2 separate regions of the Homo sapiens genome follow, and region 2 is linked to region 1. Evidence: read pairs that join two places in POLR2A ChIA-PET (ENCODE). Cell type or tissue: GM12878. All regions are shown on one strand.

Evidence for each region. ChIA-PET counts read pairs that join two places held together with the same protein. Peaks named below come from ENCODE experiments on the same cell type or tissue, not always from the same donor. Only the 100,000 strongest peaks of a DNase experiment are listed, where the experiment ranks them.
Region 2: POLR2A ChIA-PET joins it to region 1 with 6 read pairs; 4 of 35 experiments call an interaction of 5 or more read pairs at or near these places.

Annotation. Positions count from the first base shown.
Region 1 is chr12:104,985,270-104,987,769 of GRCh38, forward strand. It overlaps NOPCHAP1 (NOP protein chaperone 1), which reads left to right and starts at 1,047. Exons shown (of 4, transcript NM_152318.3): 1 at 1,047-1,198. The coding sequence starts at 1,084. It overlaps LOC105369952 (a long non-coding RNA gene), which reads right to left and starts at 1,101. Exons shown (of 2, transcript XR_007063436.1): 1 at 1,034-1,101. RefSeq lists enhancers at 701-1,213, 1,214-1,724 and a silencer at 1,277-1,526. In GM12878, no CTCF peak of the experiment used is centred here; a DNase peak (open chromatin) is centred at 1,022; H3K4me3 peaks cover 2,199 bases; H3K27ac peaks cover 1,789 bases.
Region 2 is chr12:104,869,434-104,871,933 of GRCh38, forward strand. The region is part of intron 6 of SLC41A2 (solute carrier family 41 member 2); the gene reads right to left. Among named protein-coding and RNA genes, the nearest start is that of SLC41A2, 88 kb to the right of the region's middle. In GM12878, no CTCF peak of the experiment used is centred here; a DNase peak (open chromatin) is centred at 1,558.

The sequences.
Region 1 (2,500 bases):
CCTAAAAAGTAGAATTACCCTATTATCCAGTAATCCCATGTCTGGGTATGTATCCCAAAGCATTGAAAAGCAGGGTCTCTAAGAGATATTTGTACCACCATGTTCATTGCAGCAGCGTTCACAATGACCACGAGGTGGAAGCAACCAGCACGCCTGTTGAGAGATCAATGGTAAGAAAATGTGGTATATACATACAATGGCATATTATTCAGGCTTAAAAAAGAAGAGAATCCTGTTATGTGCTACAACATGTCTAAACCTTGAGGGTATTATTTTAAGTGAAATTAGTAACAAAAAGGCAAGTACTGTATGATTCCACCTACATAATGTATCTGAAGTAGTCAAGCTCATAGTAACAGAAAGTAGAACGATGGTAGCTGGGCATGATGGCTCACGCCTGTAATCCCAGCACTTTGGGAGGCCAAGGTGGGTGGATCTCCCGAGGTCAGGAAATCAAGATCAGCCCGGCCAACATGGTGAAAACCCGTCTCTATACAAAAATACAAAAATTAGCCGGGCGTGGTAGTGTGCACCTGTAATCTTAGCTACTTGGGAGGCTGAGGCACCAGCCTGGGCGACAGAGCAAGGCTGTTTCAAAAAGAAAGAAACAAAGAAGAAAGTAGAATGGTGGTTACCAAGGGACTGGAGTAGGGGTAAATGGGTATAAGGTTTCAGTTTTGCAAGATGAAAATGATCTAGAGGTCTGCCACCACTGAATTGTACAACTAAAAATGGTTAAGATGGTAGATTTTGTTACGTGTTTTTTCACCAATTAAAAAAAAATTTAATAAAAAAGGATAAAGAGGAGGGAAGCCTAATGTTATGCTCTTTATGCCCGAATTTGGCGAAATCGAGCCTTGCCCGCTGTTTTTTCCTATGACAGTGTCTGAACCTTTCTTTTTCCCAGGAGTAGGAATGGCCCCTGCTCCCGCGCAGCCTCCAGGCTGCACCACGCTCGCCCCGCCTCTCTCTCCGCTCCTTACTCCGCCCACCGCAGTTTCCTCCAATCGCGGCCCTCTCCCCGCCCCCTTACCCGAGCCTTTTTCCTGCATCCGGGCCTGAGAGTGCAGGCTTGAGGGAAGCATGGAGGTCCATGGCAAGCCCAAGGCTAGCCCGAGTTGTTCGTCGCCCACCCGGGATTCCTCAGGAGTCCCAGTGTCCAAGGAGCTGCTGACGGCGGGAAGCGACGGCCGCGGAGGTGACGGACGGGTGACGGCGGCATGGGCCGCACACGTGCGGCAGAGGAGGCGCGGCCGGTGCAGTTTGGGAGCCGGCCGGTGGCTCCCTGCCCGGGCTCCGTACCCTCGAGGGGAGCCCCGGGGACTGCTGCGGGGCTCCGGCGTGCCCTGCCCGCGGCAGGGGTGGGGGCTTTGGGGCGGGCACCCGGCTGCGGGCCCGGAATGGTTTCCCCAGCTAGTGGTTCTTATATTCTGCAAGGTAGTGAGCGCCCACCCTGCCAGGCGCCGCTGCCAGGCATCTGCCCTGCCCTGGAAGCTGGGAAGCTCTCGAGTTCTTTTGGGGAAGGGAGGGCTTTTGGTTTGGCTGCCTGGGTCGGAGCAGTTGGCTGATAGGGGGAAGCGGAGTAATATTATGCTAACAGTCCCTACCTCTTTCACACCCACACAGACCACCCCTTAGTGCTGCTGTCTTGTAGAGGGAGACATGCATCCAGGAAATCCACACAGCATTTCAGACACTATAGGTAGAATTTAAAAGCACGAGTTCGAATCCCAGCTCCACTAGTAATTAACTGGTGGGACTTAGAGTTATTTTCATTCCCTAAGCCTCAGTTTTTGCATTTGGAAAATGGTGATAGTAGTAATGCCTGTAGAATTTTTGTGAGGAGGAGAATGCCTAAAAAGGCTTGGGCATGTTGTCAGTAAATACTAGCTTGAAGAAAAGGTTTTGTGAGAACCCAGAGATTCCGAAGGAAGTATAATAATGATAACCAAAGCTTATGTAGTCCTTACTATGTATGCCCCAGAAACTAACTCATCTAATCCTCACAACAACCCTTTGCAGAAAATCTGTTATCTCTGTTTTATAGTTGAGGAACCTGAGACATGATTTATCATACAGGTAATTTACCTTCTGGAGATCATGTGGCTAGAAAGTAGCAAAACTGGGACTTGAATTCAAGTAGTCTGGCTCCAGACTCTGTGCTCTGATCACGAATCCAGTAGGCCTTAAGTAGTAGGCATTCAATGGATGTTTGTTGCGGCTCTGCTTTGCAGGTGAACAGGATTTGTTTTTTAACCAGAGAGTTAAGGGATTTTCCGGGTATTAGAAATAGGGTGTGCAAAGCCTTGAGTTTTGTACGTTCCCCTCTTGGAACTCTGATGGGATAGAGAGTTGGGATGATTTGAGTAGTGAGAAATGAGGCTGGAAAGGTAGAGTGGGTGACAAAATCCCCAAAAGGCTGCTTTCCTTGGGTTGAACGTCTTCAGGGAAGGGGAAATACCAGGCAAGCATGTTTTACTAATGAAGAAACAAATGCTTG
Region 2 (2,500 bases), 120 kb before region 1:
TAAAATGTTAACCTTAGGTGAATCCAGATAAAGAGTATGCAGGGGTTTTTTTTGTACTGTTTTGATTTTTGCAACTATTCTATAAACATATAATTATCTTCAAATAAAAGTTTGTTAAATGTTAAAAAGGTGGGAAAACCATGATAAAACCCAAATTTCCAAATGTTTACTGTAAATGTATTCTACTTCAATTACCTGCCAAATCCAACATGCCCATTCCCACCAAATTAGACCATATGGATAATTCTATAGGACCCTCCTAACTTATTCCTGGCTAACTTCTAATCCAATTTTGATAGGTAGGGAAAATTACAAATATATAAAAAGAGATGCTACAAACATTTCTCTTTTTTGGATATACTGGTGTTTTATAGATGTCATAAAATTAAAGAATTACTTTTAGAAAACCACCAATGACACAATCAACAGAGCAAATAGTCAATTAAAGGCCAACTATGAACTTCCACATTAATATTAAAATGTAAAATCATCTTCCTTCTAAATGAAACACATTTAAAAGATCCTGGTTAAAATAATATTTTGTATTAAAATCTGGGTATATCATAATGGGTATTAGGGTAGGATGAATAAAATCTAGTAATAATTCACAGGACCTGTGAATGCTACCTTATACGGCAAAAGGGGCTTTGTAGAAATGATTAAGTCAAGAATTTTGGGATGGGAATATTATCCTGGATTATTTGTGTGACCCCTAAATATAATTGCAGGTATAGGAGGGAGGCAGGAGCAGATGTGGCTGCAGAAGAGAAGAAAGCAATGTGACCACAGAAACAGAGATTGGAGTCATACAGCTACCAGCCGAGAACACCGGCAGGCAGCTGCCAGAAGATGGAAGAGGCAAGGAACAGATTCTCCCCAAGACCAGAAGGATCCAATCCTGATGACACCTTGATTTTATTCCTATATAACTCATTTTGAATTTATACTTAATTGTAATTGTTCTGGTTTCCAGAACTGTAAAAACAAAACAAACAAAAAAACCCAAAAAACATTTCTATTGTCTTAAGCCACAAGGTTTGTGCTAATTTGTTACAATGGCAATAGATAACTAATACATGCATATTTAAAACTTCTTGGAATTTTAAGCCTAATAAATGTCCATTATACATTAATACTGACTCTGTGATATAGGCAAACTACGGAAAAGTAAAGATTAACACAGCTAAAGTGGTTCAAATCGCTCTGATGCCTCCTAACTGGCAAACATAACTAGCATCTTTTGTGATCCAGTTTTCACATTTTATATTGTTGACGGCATTTCCCAACTGCTGTTATATCATTTCATTAATAGTGTTCATCATTCTCACCCCAAATTCTTCTGAAACATGTAGCTGTTATGATTGACAATTTTTATGTATTAGCTGTTTCTATGTAAACAACAAAGCAATGGGCACTGTAAGTTGTGATTTTTTTCTAAATGCCCCTTAATAATTGATCTAAATTTTCTGAGGGAACTGATACTCTAGAAATCACTCTAACCTAAGATGGTACTGTGCTAAAAATCCCTCAAGCATAGAGACATTCAAGATAAATTTAGATTCTACTCACACCACCACATTAAGGCAGAGATATTCTAGAATGGTCTGTAAATAACCAGGTGGCATCCTTGTTAGTCTCCATAGGAATGCAGTAACCTGAGGCTAATTGCTACTGCTCTTACAGCTTCAGCTAAGCCATCTGTTTAAAGTTAATCTTGAAAAATGAAAAATCAATCAACATTTTGCCTCTCAGATCTCGCCTACAAAGAGAATATCTAATAATTTTTTCAAATCAATAAATATCATGTACACACAAGAATTAGATAGCCATGCAGTTATAAATATGTGAAAAAGAATTTTTTAAATCTTCTTGGAACTTATGCAAACAGAAAGAAAGGAGCAACAATCATGTGAACATATATATATTCCAGTTACTGGCCCAATGTTGAATCTTGTTAATAGCTTTTAAAGATTACTGTATGTTTAAAGATTACTATACGAATGTATAAATGCCTTTATATTGTCCCTGCAAGCCACACAAAAGTATATCAGAATCCAGAGCTTAGATTACTCTCTGAACTTTCTATTTCCATTTGAAATAGATCTTTTCTAGCCATGTGTTGCCATTTTTATTTTTCTATAGTGGTACTAATTCCCAGATACTTTCTGCTAAGATATCCTTCCAATATTTCCCCAATACTATATCCTCATCAAAATGATTTTTTGTTACAATCTATTATGTTATTGGACAATTACTGTGCCAAAATCATTCTGAATAACTTCTAATCACGTTAATTGGAGTGCTTTCAAAAGGAATAAAGCATTTGGTGAAGTACTGTTTATTAAACATCTGTTTTGTATATGGCACTATAGGGTGCTACAAAGAAATAAAATAAGAACGCAGTTTTGTCCTTAAGAAGCTTATATCCTCATAAGAGAAGGTATAACATTTATAGAAAAAGCTATAATGACCAGCCACACATTAAACATGTCACAAGAGA